2 separate regions of the Homo sapiens genome follow, and region 2 is linked to region 1. A link is an interaction called in ENCODE POLR2A ChIA-PET data of the cell type or tissue named here. Cell type or tissue: OCI-LY7. All regions are shown on one strand. Links, peaks and the distances in the headings refer to the core of each region. The heading gives the core; the rest is flanking DNA. Region 1 overlaps INPP4A (inositol polyphosphate-4-phosphatase type I A). Region 2 overlaps TMEM131 (transmembrane protein 131).

Region 1 (8,000 bases), core at 1-8,000:
ACATTCTAGACATCAACAAAGTATCCTGCTGTCTTACATTTATAACCAGTCAGAAATATGCAAGCAATAGACTGACCATGCAGCTGATTTTTGGAATGTAAGAAAAAGAACATCAAATCATATTATTTGGGGGACTCATGCTCAAAACCACAAGCCATACCCAGGAAACTCAATATGAACTAGATCAGGGGTCAGCACACATTTTCTGTAAAGAGCTAGACAGTAAATATTTTAGGCTTTGAAGGCCACGGGTTCTCTGCTGCAACGAACTCTGGCACTGCTGCACAAAAGCAGCTGCAGACAATACATGAACAAGTGGGCAAGGTTGGTTTCTAACAAAACATTATTTATAAGAGCAGACTGTGGACAAGATTTAGCTCAGAGCTGTAGCTTGCCAACCCCTGAACTAGAACCATAAACATTGGTTTCTACATGCAAAGGAAGCAAAGAGATTACATTTCTGGTACTAACTGCAACTGAGGCCCATAGCAATGTCTGGTAAGAATTCTAAAACTGCACCCAGGAAGTCCAGATGTGTACCTCCCTACCTCAGGTCAACCACTTCAGGAAGCCCAACACGCTCATCTGTAAAGACTTTAGAATGTAAGAGTAAAACAAATACATGTGGTAGTCTGCCTCAGGCCACAATTTCCTCAGCCCAACTGGTCCCTCATCAAACCTGCGAAAAGTGTTTTATGCCTCACAACGAAGGAGGTCCTGGAATACTTTCCCAACTCTGGGATCATAAGGCAATCTTTTGTAATTTAGCTACAAAACACTACCTGAGTATCAATTAAAAGGGCATCAGCAGGAGCCTTGAACGGAAACCACGTACCTGGGCTGGACTCTTCAGGAGGGGGACTGCAATCTGCACAGAAATGGAGGGCGACATGGATGATTAAGGAGCAGCACACAGTTCAAACCAAGCAACTCAATCTCAGAGCAGCAGCTGCGTCAGCAGCTTGCAGTAAGGCGGCTAACAAACAGAAAAGAGGTCTGGGTGCCTGGCTGCCTCTTCCCCAAGAAGGCTCACGAAAGTACTCTGGCTGCTCCAAGGCAGCCAAGCCCTCTCAGTGGTAAACAATGACAGATTCCCCAGCTTAAACATTCATGTTGCCAATAGTTCAACATAAAATGCTCTTCGGGATGTGCGATCTAGCTTATTACAATGTGATAAATGCCACAGAAAAAAGCACCCACATAAATCACATTGTAGTGGCAGAGCCCCGCGTTGGCTTGCGGCATCTGGAAGCAAACTTGTAAGGAGAGAGACTGACCAGTACACGGCGTGTTCCACGGTCAGTCCCACTGCTCTGATTCACCGGGGAAGCCTGGGCTCAGGATCGACTGCTGAGATCCAAAGTGTTAAGATCCAGGAATGAAACCAGTATACCAAAAAAAACTCTATGCCAATCTCCCAAATTTAAAACAAATGTTAAGTTTTGTGATTTAGGGGTAGTCTCCAATTAGAATGTCCCTTCAGGTCCTCAAAGAATACCACTTTTGATTCCATTTCACCTATACTAAGTCACACTGGGATGTACTTACTTCAATTTCGTATTTCCCTTAAAAACCAAAATTTCTCATTAACTGGGTGCACCATCTAAGAGAAAACAAGTTTGAAAAGGAATCATGGAAGAAAACATTTATGTTAATTTATGTCTGAGCTTTTCAGTTCAAACAATGTCTTCAGGATGTGGAAATGAGGTGGTCTCGGATCCCCAAGAACAGCCAGAACCAGCTTTATGGGGATTTTACAACCTAGGTTGTAAAGAAGGGGCAAAGGATCCTTCCTCTCTAATCGTCTTTGGAAGTGACTTTTCAAACTGGCAAAGGGGAAAGAGAATACAAAGGCATCTGCAAGTTCAAGAGTTCGACCTCTTCGTTAACCCAGATGCCCTGAGACCATGTTGCTAACAAAGATAGAAACCCACAGTGATATAGAACTGTGGCTCTTACATATTGATCTGCTAATCAGGTTATGTGAGGCCTTGAAAAAATACAGATTTTTGCCTCCCCATAACCCCTCTTCTAGGATTCTGAGCTTATGAATGAGGAGGAAGGTCTAGGAGCCTGTTTTATGAGCTTCTGTGGTGATCCCAAACAGCTAGGTTGGGACCATTCCTGTGAAGGCATCAGGGATTAAACCCAATTTGCTAAATTCATCTTTCAATCAAAGGGGAGAAAAAGGGGGTCTTCTCTGGTACTCCTGGAATAATGGCTTGTAACTTGTCTTAGGTCATGGAGTTGAGAATAGGTGACCACTCTGGACTTCCTCTGTACACACATGCAAATTCCAGCACATAATCTCAGGGGTACAAGAACCTGGGTGTACCCATAGACCCCAGACTAAGAAAAACTTGGTCTAACCATCTCTTTGGGTATGAGGAGAGCAACAGAGTGTACAGGAGGAAGGCGGTGGAAGCCACCAAATCCTGGTGGGGCGATAGTGGTGCACCTTGGCAGGCGGGGGTGGAGGGGGATGGGAGACTTTTGGAGAGATGAGAAGAAGGGAAGTTTGAGGAGCCTCTGTGGTTTTGGCTGGCAGGGACTTGTCAGTGGGTCCCCCACAAGGCCTTGGCCCTGGGTGACCCTCACCTGCCAGACAGTGCTCTCTGATCAGGGCAGGGCAGCTCTGAGGCAGGGCAGCTCCCTGGTGAAAAATAAAAACCAAGGACCTAGGACAGGGTAGAGAACTGGAATGAAAAGTGATGATGCCTTTCAGAGCAGTACAGAGTTATTCTCACATAATAAATATGTTGGTGTGAACATACCTGCTCATTAAGCCAAAACAATGGCTCCAGTAACTTGGAATGGTATAAAAAGTCATGACAGAGCCATGCTGTGGCACTGTGGACAAGACTCACCAAAATAAATAGCTCACAGACTGGTTCTTTCTGATCCTCCTACTTACACTGAGGACTGAACAGCTTCCTGGCTGTGCTAAAGATGTTTAAATTAAGGACCATCCACAGATAATTTGGTGGCATATGGTTTCATACATTTGAGTACTGATCAGCAGAGTTAGACTCTCTCAAATGTAAGCTTCACATTCCCATTATTACAACAGCTGATTTTTATGGCACACGCAAGTCAAACCCTAAATAGCATATATAAATGCTCACTTAACTAACTTTAAAACTGAATAAAAATGTATCTATATTTAAACAATACAGGATGTGCCTAGAAAAAAAATGACACTTAAGTTAGGGATATAATCCCATCTGATGAAATAAACTAGCTCCCACATTTAAAACAGCCAATAAATTACCCTTTTCATTATCTGTAGAAAAATTTAAAATCACAAACAAGATAATAAAGTAAAAAGAAATAAACAATGAATTTTCAGAAAATTTTAAAAAGGAACACGATTCACATAAAAAAGAGAACATGAATAGAGACAAAATAGTTCCATGAGCCAATCACAGGTGTGGGGAAGTGAAACCATAATCCCCCATAGATGGAGAGATGGGTGACGTGATAACTGTCGAGACAGAGGCTCAAGTGAGACAGTGCCCTGGAAACAGACTGCAGGCAGAGTAAAGAGGCAAAGGGCATCTTACAACCTGAAGGGGGATTTGCCAAGAGGCTCTGACCAAGAGGCACGCTTATACCTTGAATGGAAGTTCTCCAATTCAGAATTTAAAAGCCCTCATCACATGAAGCTTAATCCCAGCACATCTGGGCCTTACCTACTATGACTTAAAACTCCCACAGGAGAACAAAAAGGAGGCAGAAGCTAGGTCTGTGGGCAAGTCTCAGCTGCCTAGCTTGTAACTCTATGGCTCTTACAGGAAAAGGCGGAGACATCTCAGTTGCAGGGACTGTTTCCCAGCTTTAAGGCCATCTGCAGGACAGTGTCCTGGTATGCTGTGTCTCTGCAGACAGGAGACTGTTCTGAAGCATGCTGCTTCATGCCAGTGTCCTACCCTGAAGGGTCCTGCCAAACCACCTGACTCAGACCACCAGAAGCCCAGGAACAGGGTCCCATTCTCTGTGTTACCAAGTCCCAAGGCAACATGCCTCTGCTGCATAAGAGAGTGCCCAGCCAATGCCAACCAGCTTTTAGACATGTCCACTGGACCTGCCAATATCTCTCATCCAGCTGTGTCCCTGAACAATTCCCCTTTCCCCTTTCATTCTACCAATTCCTAATGCCATAGACAATCACATCAGAAAGGCATCTGCATCCTGGCCTCCTTCAGGTTCTCAGATTGCTTTACAAACCTGAAAAGCCCAGGAGCCCAACCCTTATAGCCATGGTGGTGTATCTCAAGAGGACCCTGAGATTCTGACTGGCAGAGATGCAGAATCACACATGGGCTCCAGTTACATGGAAAGGCAACCGGAGACTCCGCTCTCACTGCCTGCTGCTCCATGCACTGGGACGCCCCCGCTCCACCTGGCAGCCCTCCCTGCAGTCTGCATGGGGGAGGAGGGCATGGAGTCAGAGACACAGACAAATGGAAGCAGCACAAGGTGAAATGGAGGCAGCATATGGGAAGCATGGATGCATACGCACGTGTGGTCAGATGAGGATGGCATGCAGTGGAGGGCATGGTGGAGGGGCATGGTGAGGAGGGGACATCACAGAAGGGGTCTTCTGGTCTGATCCAGTAGGCGTGGCTGTCCGGGTTACCTTTCTTGCTGGTGCAGCTGCCTGCACAGGGGAAGACATCCTCACAGCCCTCGCCATGCAGCCGCTCCTTCTGCAGCAGCTTGTCCACACGCTGAATGATGCACTCTAGGCTCTTGTCCACGTTCAGCCACACTTTCTCCTTCCAAATCAAAGGGGCCCATGTGGGTCAGCTCTCCCGAACAGAAACACAAACATAACACAAACCAAATCGCCCTCCACTGATCCCCTGCCCTAGGCTTCCACACTTGTTAAAATACCTCAAAGTTTAGAAATATAAAGATGATTCCTAATTCCCCACTAAAGTTGCATTTGCTTTTCAACGATGAATCGATGTCCTGCGGCCATTGTTTTTAGAGTTTGGGAGATGTTTGCTAGTAACTCTTCTGGAGGCCAGGTGGCCCTCCAGTGCTGCCTGAAAGGCCACAGGGCACTGTCTCATCTCCTCCTCTTGCCACTGCAGACTTCCTACAATCATCACACACAGACAAAATGGAGGCCTCCTTTTGATAGAAGGGAACAGAAATTTCGATAGGGGAGGTGGGGAGGAGGAGAGGAAGGTCTGGGAGTGATTTGCAGAAACACGCACAGTGTATAGGATGGGACTTTGCTGCTGATTAATAGTTCAGTGCTTGTAGAACAATGCCTCTAAGCAGTAGTCTCAATAAATGGTAAAAACAAGTTGTACAATGTGTCACTCCCTCAAGAAACACAGATCCTGCTCCCAGGGCCAATTCTCTGAGGAACAATAATGTGATGTAATGTCAGGGCGGCAGCTCCAAAATCCATATCTACTTGCCCCAGCACCAGAGCTCCCACGTCCCCAAATACACATAGCCCTGGAAAATCTAACAGCAAACAGAGCACTGACTGGTCTCAAGCATCCCAAGGCCATAGAAGGCACAGGAGGCAGGGGAAGGAGAGACCTCCAACACGGGAGGAAAACCCACTTGTCTTCCTCTTCATCCAGGTCTGAGGCTGGCCCAGCCCCCAGCACAGCCCTACCCCTATCTGGACACAAGGGTTTGAAAACAGTCTCCTCCCTCCCTGCATCAGGAGCCAAGGAGCCATCCAGGAAGGAAACCTGGAGCTTGTTCACAGCAGTTGAACCTTGAGGCACTTCAGAGGGGCAGAGACTGGCAACAGGTTTTGTGGTTTTCAGCCCAAGTTCAGCAGTGGGATGACAGCCACAGCAGCAGACTCACCCACTCCTCCTCGTGCCAGTCCACCTGCAGGGAAGATCGGCTGTTTCTCCCTGTCCACCGGGCCATGAGGGTGTCCTGGTCATTTCTAAGCATCACCTGCTCCTCCTCAGTCGAAGTGGGAGAGGCCTTGGAGGCAATGTAGTCAGGCCGTGCAGCGTTCAGCCCATGGATGGAGTTGGCCAGGAGCTTGCAGTCGCAGACCGTGACCAGCTGCCGTGTCTGCAGGTGCACACAAACCAAGGCTGCTGAGCCCAGGCCAGGGGCTGGGGAGGCCCCTGCCTTATCTCAGAAATGGAGAATGGGCTTAAAGCCCAGCACTGCACCCCTCTGCCTTTCTCCACAGTGCAAAGCAACTGAAGGGCTACATCCCTCAAGATGTCTGAGTACAAAGACTGCCATGTGGCCCACTTGGGCTGAATCTTAACAAGAATTTCCCACCAAGGAAGAGAAGAGGTTGAGAAATCTCTGACATTCTCTGATCCCTGCCTACCTCTGACCTGTGATTGCTAGGGGAGGGGCCTGCAGAGAGAGCCCACTGCCCCAGCCTTGACAGACTTCCACCTTCCAGGGAACAAGTGTCCAGGGGTCAGGCCTTACTTTGGTTCAATTGTGTAAGTCTTATCTTTTGTTCCTCAGCATCTAATACCTCAAGTTCTGGGTTCTGGGTAGCTGGCCTCCTGGCACAACATGTCTGGTTTTGGAGAATTCTGCATGCAACACGGGTTCTGTGGTTCATAATGTTACTGCTGACAACTACATCTTTCTTTTCCAGGGGATCTAATCCCCACCTCACACTCTATGCTGTGTGAACACCTGTGAAGGATATAACACATTCTGATCAGGAACAGCAGCTCAACAGCACAGTGAGTGTGAGTGTGGAGGTATAGTCAGAATCTGGGGTGTGTGTGTGTGTATGAGAGCGTGTGTGTGTGTATGAGAGCGTGTTTGTGTGCGCTGAGAGAGAGACCAAGTAATGGGGAAAAGTATCATCCATCAAAAGGGTCTGATAATAGCCACTTCCTCAGTAGGGATTAATACTTACATATTTTAAAACCAGGATCAAGTTATGGCTAAGTAGAAGCTGGTTTACTGACTATATGTAAGCCAATAAAATTATATTCTTCTTATGTCTGTATAATAGCTCAGTTTCTGTTTTCAAATTCAACTAAAATAGAAATGTGGCCAAAAAAAAAAAGTGCTAGTTAGGCTGTTACTGAGAAAGAAGTGGAACTGTATCACCCTCAACAAAATGAGCCCCATGGACTTGCTGAAGGGCACATGTGCCTGAAGCTGCACCTAAGAGTCATGAGCCCTGGGCTCTGCCCTTGGTCTGTCCAGCTCTGCGGACAAATCACAAAACCTCCCTGGGCCTTTGTGCGAAATGGACCTAAGGTAGACCTTCAAAGTCATCCCAATGTCACGCTCTTTGTGGACCATCTTAGGTACACCTGGGCTGCCTGGTGGCTTCCAGAAACCCAAGGAAACTCCCCAGCCCATATGTAGCAGGGCACCCCTCCTACCTTGTCTGCCAAGATGGCGAGTGTCCTCTCAAGGCCAGTGGCAGACCTGTCCTTGGCTGCCCTTGACAGCCGCTCTGCGTAGTAACTCACTTGGGTTTTCAGGGTGTTGATCTGGGCGATGATCTCCTTGGCTCTGACAACATCCTGGGGTATGTAGATTATGGACTGGCAGCCAGATGATGTACTGGAAAGGATAAGAATGGATTCTAAGGGATTCTCCAGAATCTGAAAAGGATGACAGCATCATTCCAACCCCAGCCACAATTGACCCTAAGATGAAGTGTTCTGTGACTCAGGGATGTTCTCTCAAGCTACTCTAGTTGTTGATGAGCAAAGTATATCTTAGGAGATTCTTCCTGTCTATATGGCAGGAGCTTGAAATATTAAACTATGACTCAGTCTTTTATCTGTATTTGCATGTATCTGTATTTTTACTTGTGTATGTAAATGTATGAACAGGTATTGAACAATCATATCCCATAATCACCCAAATGATCGTAATCTTCCACCTCACAACCTCATCTATTAACTTATAAGCAGTACTTAAGTGGAGACATAGAGGCCATTTACAGAAGAAGGGGTCAGGTTATCACAGTGTAGCAGAGACTGCAGTGGGTGTTAGACTTTGTCCCCAAACAA
Region 2 (13,195 bases), core at 2,397-10,396, 720 kb after region 1:
AGTTCCTTTCCTGCTTTGTCCAAAACAGTAGCCGCTAGCTACGTGTGACTGTTGAGCTCTTTAATTCAGCTAGGGTGGCCAAAATGTTATTTCAACTAATTTAAATGTAAATAACCACATGTAGCTGATAGCTATTGCATAGACAGCATAGTTGCAGTCCAAGCCCTTCCTCGTGGACACCACTTTTGCCACCTTGTATGTATCATTCTAGACCTTTCTCTTGTGCATGCGTGTATGTGGGCACAGAAACATTTATTGTGGGAATTTGTTTACACATAATATATTCTGTACATAATGTTTGGCTTCCTTTTTTTCCTAAACTATACTAAATTAGAACAAATAGCACTGGACTAAAAATAAAGAATGTGTCAGGTTCCTAGTTTTAGTGTAATTATTTGTTTGACTTTGTAATTTAGACTTTTTCTGTCTCTATTTCTTTATTCATTTTCTCTGTTATCAGTAGGCGACTTTTTAATCTTCTGGGGGTTTTTTTGGTTGGTTGGTTGGTTGGTTGGTTGGTTGGTTGGTTGGTTGGTTGGTTTTCCAGACACCAGGCTGGAGTGCAGTGGTGCCATCTTGGCTTACTGCAGTCTTGACCTCCCAGGCTCAACCAATCCTTTTACCTCAGTCTCCTGAGTAGTTGGGACTACAGGTGCACGCCACCACACCTGGCTAATGTTTTTTATTTTTTTGTAGAGACAGACTCTCACTATGTTGCCTAGGCTGGCCTACAACTCCTGGGCTCAAGTGATCCCCGCTACCTTGGCCTCCCAAAGTGCCGGGATTACAGGCATGAGCCACTGAGTCTGGTCTAATCTTCTGTTTTCAAGCATTGTTATGCTTGTTTGCTTGATACTTGGAAGGATTGATGAAATAATGTGTGATGTTTTCTGGTTTTCCAGAAAAAGTTCTATAGTCATCCTATCATTTAAGGTGCTATTATTATTAACACAATAAGCACTATAGATGAGCACTGTAACAAATCAGCAGGCAAGTAATAATATACAAAGAAAATCTATAGCTTATCAGTCTTTGGTAAATGCATTACTTTTACAGCAGCAACTCCCCGGCCCCTGCCAAAAAAACAAACAAACAAAAAAAACCTTTAAGGGTCCAGGCGCAGTGGCTCATGCCTGTAATCCCAGCACTTTGGGAGGCCGAGATGGGTGGATGACGAGGTCAGGAGTTCAAGACCAGCCTGACCAACATGGTGAAACCCCATCTCTGCGAAAAATACAAAAATTAGCTGGGCGTGGAGGCATGTGCCTGTAATCCCAGCTACTCAGGAGGCTGAGGCAGGAGAATCACTTGAACCCAGGAGGCAGAGGTTGCAGTGAGCCGAGATCACACCATTGCACTCCAGCCTGAGCGACAGGGCGAGACTCCGTCTCAAAAAAAAAAAAAAAAAAAAAAAAAAAAAAAAAAAAGTTTAAGCTTAAGAATTGCCATTTTTCTTGCTTTATCCTTTTTTATTCACTCCTGGAGGACTTCTTGTGATGAAACAAGTGAACGTTTCCACCCATTCTCATACTTCACCCCAAATTTAATTGAATTAAATATATTTTTTCTTTTTAAGAATTAGGGTTAGCTTACCTTTAAAGGAAGGTCTCCTGCCTTGTGACCCATTTTGTGTATATATATTTACCCAAAAGAAAGGAAAGCAGATGACCACACCAAGACTTGTACTCAGTATCCACAGCAGCTTTCTCTTTAATGGCCAGACATTGGAAACAACTCAAATGTCCCATTAATGTGTGGATTGAAAAACTGCGGTATAGTCATCAAATAGAAGTGAACTATTAATGCATAAACAAAGTGGTAGACCTCAAAATAATTGCATTGAGCAAAAGAAGCCAGACACAAGAGTATATGTTGTATTATTCCATTTAGATAAAACTCTAGAAAATATGAGCTAGTCTGAGGTGATAGAGAGCAGATCAGTGGTTGCCTAGAAATAGGAAGGGACAGAGAAGGATGGATGGATTGCACAAGGCATGAGGAAGCTTTTGGGGATAATGGATATATTTAATATCTTAATTACAGTGATGGTTTTATGCCCAAACACATAGGTCAGGATTCATCAGGTTGTATACTTTAAATATGTATTATTTATTTTACATAAATAACTCAATAAAGCTGTTTAAAAAAAGTAAGCTTAGGCATAAGCCACAGAAATATTTTTGCTACCAGTAGAAACCACATATTTTCATGTTCCATTAGAGTTATTTTGTATATATCTCAAATATTTTTACTCTTCCCCATCTCACAATTATGGTAGTTATTTGATCCACTGCTGGCTCTTGTTATAAATGTATGGATAAAGAAGCACTTTGTGTTACTGTAAGAAATACAAAATTTATGTTTCCAAAACTTGGTAATTTTTGTAAGTGATTCCCTTTGGAAAAAAGAAAAATAAGTATCCTGTTACTTTCTAAAATCTGGTCTCTGGAACAACTATGGTACTTACACTGTTTCTAAGTTAAATTTTCAAAGTTACCTTATTTTAATTAAAAATACAACTATTGCTTACACATACAGAGCACTGAATTTAGTGATATTATACATATCCTACGTTTATATCTTTAAATGTTTTGTGATAAACAGTTAGGATGTCAGAATTATTTCTGTGTAATAGCAAGTCACCTGCTTTGAGAATATGACTTTGAACGTAGCCATCATGTGCTCTTTTGCCCCAGGTTGTAGAAATGTACTCTAGTGGAGGAGACCTTCACCTAGAACTCCCAACGGGTCAACAAGGAGGTACCAGAAAACTGTGGGTGAGTTGTAACCTAGTTTTCTCTTGTGTGTGCTCCCATGAAACCGATTATTCTTAAATTAGAAAATATTTAACTCCTTAATAGGCTTAACAAATATGGATGACTTCTCTTTAATCGTTGTCTTAATGTTAATTTATGTCAAGTATATATGAAAATTGGAGGAGGAAAGAATATAAGTAGTAATTTTTGGAAAGGGCAGTGAGTAAAATTGGTGGGAGTTCTACCCCACTACATGGAAAGAAAGTAACTTCAGCTATTCTTCCTCCGAATTATATGGGTAAAGTTGTCTCTGAGTCTGATAATTTATGATGTGCTTTACACATAAAAAAATGTAAATGATTAAAAAAATGTAGGAAGCATTCATTATGTTTTTGTTTTGTTTTTGAAGGTAAGTAATTGAATGTTCAGATTCACCATTGGTAAAGGAGATGGCATTTGCAGAGAGAACCTAGTCAAGTGCCTGCGATAACTTAGAAAAATTTTAATTCTTGAAGGTGATCTGTGTTCACCTTCAATATTGTTGAATATTTAACAATATTAACCAAATTAAAGAATATGTAAGAGAACCTTATTTATAAAGATTCTTGCCATTTGTGAGTTTTAAAAATGTTTACCATGCTTTAATTCAAGAGGGAGAAGGCAATTGTGGTCAATTCAGTTCCATATCCAGCTCACTCAGATCACTGCTCATCTGTAATGGAGGAACACAAATTTTACAACCAGGAGTAAGGTTTGAGGATCAGAGTTTCTTTATTAACTGCTGTTACACACACACAGCCTCTTGATTCTGTCTTCTGACCAGTCTTGACCACAGAAGAGATGTGGAGATTATGTTTTTAGAATGTTAATATGAACATCTAGAAACAAATTTATCAGCCAGTTATTTGGTTAATTCCCAGAATATAGAAACACAACCAGCAAAAAGAAATATGCAATGGACAGTTCATTTATATCCTTTCACAAAAATGTTTCACCTTGAAATTGTGGTGTTTGAGGGAAAAATCATCTATAAAACAATCCTTCAGAGGATTAAATTCAGACTATTATATCTGTATATATTATTCTAGACAGAACTAAGAACTTCCTGTGAAACATAATTGGTATCTAATAAATAAACCTAAGAGAATTCAGATTTTTAAATAGTCAAGAGTGATAATGATAACAGAGAATAGCATGTTTTTATAGTCCTAGTGGCTGCAAAAAAAGATATGGTAGTTCTTATTCCTACAAACCTAGACTGAGAAAAAAGCCAATGGGCTGTGACCTCACCTCCAGCCTATTTCGGTGTATAGGTGAAAACCCCAGAGACCAAGTCAACTCCCTAGAGCTGGGGAGTGGATGGTCCATCCCTCCAATCTTAGGAGGGTCCCAATCACCTGTTTTCTACTTTGGGACTAAAAAAGAGAGTAGGGATAAGTGAAGGCCACTAAGCTGTAGAACACAAGAATCTCCTAAAATATGCTGAAAGGTTTGTGCAGAGAAGAAATTCAGGCAGTCCCAGGGAGCCATATTGTTCTGAAACCAGGAAAGAGATTACTCCTCAAAATTTTTTTTCCAGTAAGTCTTCCTTTTAGTATATAAATGTTCTCTCATTACGGGACTGAAAATGTATGCTGTCTTACATGAATGCAGTTGGTAAACTGTGGATTTACTTGAGAAGCTTTGCATTGTTAAGTTTTCCATGAAAGAGCAGTGTAAGCCCTGCTGGTTATCATTTATGAAGGTTCTTGTGGACTTCTAGAAAAGTATTTACCTCTGATGGTGACATTTCTGTTGGTTAAATTTCAAGACTGAGTTATATACCCAAACACCACTAACTAGCATATTAAAAAATAACTGATTTTGTAGATTAGTTTTACCTTTTAATGGTGATTTTGTAACTGACAATTTGTTTTCAGATCATTTGACTTCTTTTGCTTTGCCTACCTTACATATCGTATTTCATCAATTCTAAACAGCACATTTTTCACATTTTAAAGTTCTCCAGAAATGGAGTGTGTGTTACATATTGGTTTAATTAGCAATGCATTTTTTTTATTAATAGGTATATAGAATACTCATCTTTCAGTCAGTGTCATCCAGTTCAATAAAAAATGGTGGTTTTGCTACATTACAAAAGCTGTGCTACATTATGGTCTGTTAACTTGTCAGGAAATTCCTCCTTATGAAACCAAGGGAGTGATGAGAGCCAGTTTTTCATCTAGAGAAGCAGATAATCACACAGCCTTCATAAGAATAAAGACTAATGCTTCAGACAGCACAGAGTTTATCATTCTTCCTGTTGAGGTTGAAGTTACAACAGGTTAGTGGAAAACTGATGAAATCGAAAGTTGTTTTGTTTTCAGTATAGCTTACTCTGGCAAAGTGAAAAATAATTGTTGACTTTTCTTTTTTCCAAGCTCCTGGAATTTATTCCTCAACTGAAATGTTAGATTTTGGTACACTAAGAACACAAGGTAAAAAAATCTTTTAAAAGAGTCTTTATGGAGTTTTTTTTTTTTTTAACCCCTGTATTCAGTGCTGAATGGCTCTACTATGTAATTCAGCTTTAAACATTATTTCTCAGTTGGTTGCATGATCTTGTACAAATCTCCTTTTCAGACTCAGCGCCTTTACAGGTTTATACCCCATTCCGCTGAGGGGTGGGTGGCATTGCTTAACAGGTTGGAAAACAAGGCCATGGGATAATTTAAGTCATCTAAATGGAAGATTGAGGCAGAAAATAGTTTTCTAGTTTCTTAATCCAGTTGCTCATCAGTTCAGTTACGCTGAATCTTGATTTTTACTTCTGGATTTTGTTTAGATATGAGTTATTAAATTACATTTTGACAAAATGTTGAAAGTTTGTTGCAGCTGTTCAGAAAACTCAAATTCTGAAATTAAAAACAACTAAGTAAAGATTTTTGCTAAGGAAAAACTAAGAGCACTTGTAATTTGGGATGTATATGGACTATATATAATAATATGTAGTTAAGATTGAAGACCATATGTTTAAAAATTAGATTTGCTGTTAGTATATTTTTACATTGTAAATTATTAATTTGCTTCATTATGTTTTGCTGGAAAGCTAAAAGATTAGTAATGTCTGACTTCACAAAAAAATAATATTTGGGGGGCTGGGCATGATGGCTCATGCCTATAATCCCAGCATTTTGGGAGGTGGAGGCAGGCAGGGCACTTGAGGCCAGGAGTTCAAGACTAGCCTGGCCAACATGACGAGACCCCATCTCTACTAAAAAAATAATACAAAAGTCTGCTGGGCATGGTGGTACATGCCTGTAATCCCAGCTAGTCAGGAGGCTGAGGTAGGAGGATCACTTGAACCCAGGAGGCTGAGGTTGCAGTGAGCCAAGAATGCCCCACTGTACTCCAGCCTGGGTGACAGAGCAAGATTCTGTCTCATTTAAAAAAAAAAAAAAAAAGTATATATTTTGGGGTTTTCAAAAATCTGGTTTAAGAGGGAACAGTTCTTATAATACACAATGTCCTTATGAGTAAAGCAATTACCACCTAATGTTTCTTTTTATTAATCTTATTGTCATTGTATTTCACAAATTGATAGCTTCAATTTGATATCTTATAAGGTAAAGATTCTAACTTGGCTAAAAAGCACCTTTTTAAGAAATATTTCTTTTCCTCAATTTTAACAGATCTACCAAAAGTTTTAAACCTTCATTTATTAAATTCAGGAACAAAAGATGTACCAATAACAGTAAGTTTTTACTTCTTTTTTCCCCTAATTTATATATTCTTTGTTTTTAAATGTATGACAAAGTTAAAAATAATTAAACCCTTATTCTAAAATAATTATATTTGGTGATGACCTGGTGACACTTTGGTTCTAAGTGTGATGTGAGAAACCTGTTCTGCCCCAGCCACCCGGATTTTAAGGATGAGAGAGAAATGGGCAATCTTTTCAAAGTAAGTTTGAACCAAAGTTCATGAGTTTCTTATACAGGCACAGTCATATAAAAGGCCTGTTCTGATAAATCCTAAAATCTGTGGGCCATGTGTATAGAAAAACAGGTTATAAGGATTTCATCAGATTTGGTTGTTGGAGTTAAGGTATGGGCAGGAAAGAGGAAGAAGAGTCAGATGAATTGGGAAGAAAATAAGCAAAAAAAATGTTGTAGGTAGTGGTAAAGTGCTGTTAACACTTGTCACAGGCTCCCTAACTAGCAGTTATTGAGTTACCGTAGGCAGCACATTATAAACTAAGGCCCTCTCTCCCTCACACATACATACAGAGTAAGTAACTTTTAGGCCATATGGAATTGAGGTGCCGTTAGATAGTTTTAGGAAAAAAAGGGATATCTAAGTTTTGCCTTGGCCCACAACGTCTCTCCCTGATGAGGTCCCCAAGATATATACATGTGTAATCATTATATAGGAAAATAGGACATTTTTATTATAATTTGTGCTGATGCCAGAAACTTAACTTCAGTGAACTGACAAAATGAAATATAGATCATGTGGGCTTGAGATTTAAGGGACCTTTGTCCATCGATGGCCATACCCAGATTTTATCACCAGCTGGTGGAGTAGACCAAAGAGAGAAGAATATACAAACCCCAGCGAGGAAGCAAGAGATGGTCTTCCCAGGTAACCACATTCTGATGCGCAGTGACCTTCCTCACTAGTGGGACCGGGATGCAGGCATTGTCTTCATATCTGACCTAGCATTTCTCCTAGATGGGAAAGTGCCTTTACTTAGCCCAAGCAAACCAGCCTAACTTTTTACGTACAATAAATGGACTGAAACAAGTATCTTTTTCAATAAACATATTATAGGAAAATGAAATTGGCAATTAACCCTAAGAATGTGAATGAAGAACTAGTACTCAGGTCACTTATGACATGGAATTAAATAGGCCCATGTTTGTCCTTTTTCTTATTCACTAAGGAGTTTTAGGATATATTGTAAGTGAACATTTTTGCTCTTACTGGGTCAGGCACTATGCTAGTACTGCTATGTAATAAATGTATTACTTAATACCTATATGGTGCAGTGGTCCTAGTTTTCTAGATAGGAAAGCTGAGTTAGAGCTGCTTTTTTTTTTTTTTTTTTTTTTGGAAGTGACTTACACAACTATAAAAAATGCAAAAATAGGCCAGGCATGGTGGCCTCACGCCTGTAATCCCAGCACTTTGGGAGGCTGAGGCTGGTGGATCACTTGAAGTCAGGAATTCAAGACCAGACTGGCCAACATGGCGAAACCCTGTCTCTACCAAAAATACAAAAATTAGCTGGGCATGGTGGCATGTGCCTGTAGTACCAGCTACTCAAGCTGAAGCAGGAGAATTGCCTGAACCTCAGAGGTGGAGGCTGCAGTGAGCCAAGATCACGCCGCTGTGCTCCAGCCTGGGCAACAGACCGAGACTGTCTCAAAAAAAAAAAAAAAAAAAAAAAAAGAGGTATGTGAAACATGAAAGTATATTATACAGTGTCACTTAGCAATCACATCTTTATGAATATATCATTTTAATTGCATAGTCTATTTCTGTTAAAAACCTATATATCTGTTAATATAATACATCTGTACCTACATCTGTACCTACCTATGTGTGTATCTTTTATAATATCCAAAGCCCAAACTCTGCCAGTGTTTTGGTAGTTTTCTCTTATTCCCGCCTTCATTCACCCATTCAATAAATATTTAATGAACATCAACTGTATGCTAGCTGCTATGCTGACTGAGAATACAGCAGTGAATCAGACCACTGGGGTTCCCTACCCCATCAAGCTCACTGTTTATCAGGGCTCTCTGGAACTCTGGGAGATATTTAGATTTTATTCTAAGTGTAATGGGAAATTATTACAGGATTTTAAACGAGAGTGACATCATCTGATTTATGTGTTGTAAAAGGTCACTGTAGCTACTTTGTGGAGAGTGAACTTACAGACATGGAAGGGCAGAAAGCAAAGGAGACCACTTGGGATCTGATTTAGCAATCAGCCTGAGAAATGATGGTGGCTTAGATTTCCCACCTTATCAGCTATGGGGCAAGCCCACCTACCGTGGAAACTGAGTTTTCAGAGCTCTTCTTAAGGTTTTCCCTGTGTGTTTCAGCATTTTCTGCATAATTCACCAGGCTTAGAGACTATAGATATTTAGAAAGGTTCCTGTCTCCTTTTGTTTCACAAACATAGAATTTTCAGGATTTGCTAAGCAGTGCTAGAAGCTGGAGATCTTTTTTTTAAATTCCCCTTCAGGGAATTCATTCTCTTTCTAAATATAGGATTACTAAAGCAAGCAATTCCAAATAGAAGTTCCTCAACTGCTAACAGACAGGATGCGCAGGTCCAAACTCTCCTAATATGTCTATAATGCAACTTTGAGAAAATGGCTTTCCTCAGCATTTACAAAACATTAGTGCTGTATAAATGATGGAGTAAGTTTGCCTGAGATGCCTTCAGAGGAATGTTTGCATGAGGTTTCCCTTGGTAATTAACAAATCGGAATCATAATATCAGCTTAACATATGCTTTAGTGAACTCATACACAAATTATTAGAAATACAATGTTAAATGCTGAAAGTGCTTTTTTCCTTATTTGCTCAAGTGCTTTTATAAGCAGTTTTAGAATGTTCCGGACCGTTGAATTTCACTTGAGGGTTACTGAGCATTAGTTGGGTCTGAATGTTGTGAGAAAAGCCTAGAACTATATTTAGAACATATGCAAGCTTGCGAACTGCCTTTCCTGGGAAACTTGCAATAGTTTTATACTTCTTGATTATCTTTGAGTTAGCAATAGTCACTAACAGGTTGTTGTATAAATATGCTTACTACAAGGTGTTGATTGTGTATGAGTTGTCATTTAAAGCCACCAGAATGGGCCAGCTACTTAAGTGTTTTGTCTTGGGTTTGTTTGTTGGCTTTTTGTTTCCCTGGAAAATGGGTTTTAACAATTTGGGTTTGGTTTTTTTTTTTTTTTTTTTTTTTTAACTGATAATGAGTGAAGAATTCAGACCATTTGTATAAAACATGAGTTTTCAGTTGAATATTTCTTTGTTATTACTGCAGCGTATTTTAAGGTAGCAATACTAATGTAAAGTTTTTATCTGGTAAGGAAAATCTTAAAGTGGTGTGTTTCACATGAAAAAAATTTCATCAACTATTTTAAATTCTTACTAATAGTGACTATATTTTAACAAACATCCTTGCTTTGCTATTTCTGGCTTGGTGTTGTACAGGCTGATAACACTCAAAAAATATTGTGCTTGTTGTTGATGAACTCCCACTTCTAGCCTTTAAGCATATTGAAAAATGGTCAAGCCTTCATTGTGTGTCCAGAGTTGGTTCCTTCTGGTGGGTTCTTGGTCTCTCTGACTTGAAGAATGAAGCCATAGACCTTCGTTGTGAGTGTTACAGCTCTTAAAGGTGGTGCGGACCCAAAGAGTGAACAGCAGCAAGATTTATTAAGAGCGAAAGAACAAAGCTTCCACAGCGTGGAAGGGGACCCTAGTTGCCTCTGCTGGCTTGGGTGGCTAGCTTTTATTCCGTTATTTGGCTCCCCGCCATGTTCTGCTGATTCGTCCATTTTACAGAGCGCTGATTGGTCCATTTTACAGAGTGCTGATTGTTGCATTTACAATCCTTTAGCTAGACACAGTGCTGACTGGTGCATTTTTACAGAGTGCTGATTAGTGCATTTACAATCCTTTAGCTAGACACAGAGCGCTGATTGGTGCGTTTTTACCGAGTGCTGATTGGTGCATTTACAATCCTTTAGCTAGATACAGAGCGCTGATGGGTGCATTTTTACAGAGTGCTGATTGTTGCATTTACAATCCTTTAGCTAGGCACAGAGCACTGATTGGTGTGTTTACAGTCCTCTAGCTAGACAGAAAAGTTCTCCAAGTCTCCACTCAACCCAGGAAATCCAGCTGGCTTCCCCTCTCAATCCCCCCTCTAAATAGGACACCCCAACTGCTGTTGGGAATTGGGCAATGATCATTCTAGCTACTTCCTACTGGATAAGGGCAAAGAAGGGACCCTGCAGTGGTAGTGTCCTCCAGAGGGGAACTGTCTAGGCCAGTCAAAGGGCCAGTGGGTCGATCCAGGGGTCCTTGGTAGAAGTTGTTAGTTGAGCTTATTTGGGGTTCCATTTGTAAGACCATCTGTAGCTTGATGGCCTCGATCGTAGAGGAAACAAATTTGACAAGGAGATTAAAAATACAGGGCCCAAAGGCGAGTAATAGCAAGATGGCTGTCACAGGACCTAGAAAGGGAAGATGCCATGTTCCCCAACTCCAGAGGTTGGTATAAGAGTTGGAAAGGCATTGAAAGAGTTTGAAAGGCGTTGTCTGATTTCAGAAGCCTTTTCCTGTAAACGCTGTAGTATCCCTGACTGGTTAGTGTAAAAAAACACTCTTCTCCTAAGAAGGTGCAAAGTCCTCCTTTCTCAGCAGTGAGGAGGTCTAGGCCTCAGCAGTTTTGGAGAGTCACTGCTGCCAAAGAGTCTATTTGGGATTGTAGAGTAAGGATAGATTTCATTATTTCTTGCAAACTGTCTGAGAAATCCTTTGAGAGTTTGTGGTAGTAGGATAATGATGTAGATAAACCTGCTATTCTGGTTCCTGTAGCAGTGGCCATCTCTAACCCTATAAGTAGGGGTGTTAGTTGTATGGCCCTGTGCTGAGACACTTGAGCTTTGAGGGGCACAGACCCTATGTCTGATTTCCATAAGATTAGAAGTTAGGATAATATATGTTACACTTTTTTTTTTTCATAATTGAGATTTCATTGGTTGAGGATCGTACAGACATTTCAATTTGTACACAAATCTTAACATACATAACGAAATTCTAAAAAGCCATGTATTGTAATTATTTTTTAAAGTTATTCCAGTGACTTTCCAGCTTAAAATTTGGAAGCAAATTTTCCTTAAGAGGCTATCAAGTACCAGTATCTTCACATGTTGGTCAGCTGTTACATACAGCCCACCAGTTCACAACTCAATAGCACGTACACTACATATTCAAATTTGTAATCTTTCACAGCACAGTAACAAAGTTATTAGGAAAACAGGACTACCACAACCAAAGATGTTACAGAGTGCACACAATTCTGGCAGAGAGAGCCATGATCAAAGAGTGGTTTTCTTTAGGAAACAATTCTACTAAAAAACAACATGGTAATAGAAGTAATTTAAAATGTTCAAGACATTAAATGCAGGACTGACTCCATATTGCCATTTAATATGCTTTGTATTATAGGATATAAAAACTAACCCCCCATCTATGGAATGTTAAGCTGACACCCGAGACAATCAGAGCCTCCCATAATTCAATATCCCACACTATTTTCTGGTTGTACCAAAAAATAAACAACCAGCAAATGATTTCACCTCTTAAAAAAAAGCATTTACACTTAAAAAATGGGATGAGGTGGGATTCCCTCCTTCTTAAAAATGTTTCTAGAGCTACTAAAAAACTTGCATTTACAAAATAGTTGATAAAAATATTCCTCTGGATTGTACAAGAAGGGAGACAGGGACCACTGATAAGACATGGTATATGGTTATTAATCAGACTTGGCTTCTTTCTCTCCTGCTTCATCAGAGGCTGGACTCTCCTCAGTTTTCGTTTCCCCATTTTCTGCAGGTAAATCTTCTTTAGTTTCTTGGTTAGCCACTTCGGCCTGTTTTCCCTTTGCTCCCCTTTTCCCTTTTGTTTGCACGTTTTTGTCTGAAGATTTATCCTTCGCTGCTGCCTTTTTCGGCTTTGCTTCCACTTTTGCAGGAGGTTTAGCTGACAACCGCGCCGATCTCCTCTTGGGCTCTTCCTTGGCAGCGGCTTCAGCGGAGCTGACCTTCCTCTTGGGCATCCTGGCGGCGGGGAAGGCGCGTGCCAGGTGCCTGCGGGCCGCGGCGCGCCAAGAGCCTTCACGAAACTGGGCTGCCTTGCCGCTGCCACTCCTCCCCAACACTGTTAACTTTTAGCAAACTTTTGTTGAAAACCTTGTAAGTTTGGGATTTTAAAATTTTTTTTTTTTTTTTTTTTTTTGCTTATCACTTACTGAATACCCATTGTGTCTTTTTCCCTTAATTGCTTGGGAGGAACCATCTATCGTCCTGTCCTGAAGGGAGTTCCTCCTAGGTCTGGTCGGACCTTTGTATAGTAATTAGTTAAGATTTAGATCCCCTGTTAGGAAACCTGCTGGGTTAAGGATTTTTGATAGGAAGGCTACTGGTTGTCAGTGACCTCAGTGCTTTCAGGCTATGTCCTTGTTTACTCTGACAGCAAGGTGGTATTGGAGTGTTATAGGGTTACAGAGAAGACCTTCAATTATCAATTATAGGTTTTAAATTTACCCTGGCTTTTAAAGGACTAGGGTACACTTTTTTCTTTACTACTTCCATTTCTTTTTCTTTCTCTTTGACTTCTTTTTTGTCTCTCTTTTTTTCTCTTTCTGA

The links. ChIA-PET counts read pairs that join two places held together with the same protein. Peaks named below come from ENCODE experiments on the same cell type or tissue, not always from the same donor. Only the 100,000 strongest peaks of a DNase experiment are listed, where the experiment ranks them.
Region 2: POLR2A ChIA-PET joins it to region 1 with 12 read pairs; 2 of 35 experiments call an interaction of 5 or more read pairs at or near these places.

Annotation. Positions count from the first base shown.
Region 1 is chr2:98,552,331-98,560,330 of GRCh38, reverse strand. It overlaps INPP4A (inositol polyphosphate-4-phosphatase type I A), which reads right to left. Exons shown (of 25, transcript NM_001134225.2): 14 at 7,362-7,545; 15 at 5,842-6,060; 16 at 4,523-4,778; 17 at 836-868. Among named protein-coding and RNA genes, the nearest start is that of COA5, 52 kb to the left of the region's middle. RefSeq lists a silencer at 1-10 and an enhancer at 5,457-5,957. In OCI-LY7, for the core only: no CTCF peak of the experiment used is centred there; DNase peaks (open chromatin) are centred at 540, 3,480 and 6,060; H3K4me3 peaks cover 1,813 bases; H3K27ac peaks cover 5,774 bases.
Region 2 is chr2:97,826,659-97,839,853 of GRCh38, reverse strand. TMEM131 (transmembrane protein 131) reads left to right here. Exons shown (of 41, transcript NM_015348.2): 8 at 2,697-2,777; 9 at 4,929-5,079; 10 at 5,177-5,233; 11 at 6,428-6,489. It also overlaps the pseudogene HMGN1P36. Among named protein-coding and RNA genes, the nearest start is that of ZAP70, 120 kb to the right of the region's middle. In OCI-LY7, for the core only: no CTCF peak of the experiment used is centred there; no DNase peak of the experiment used is centred there.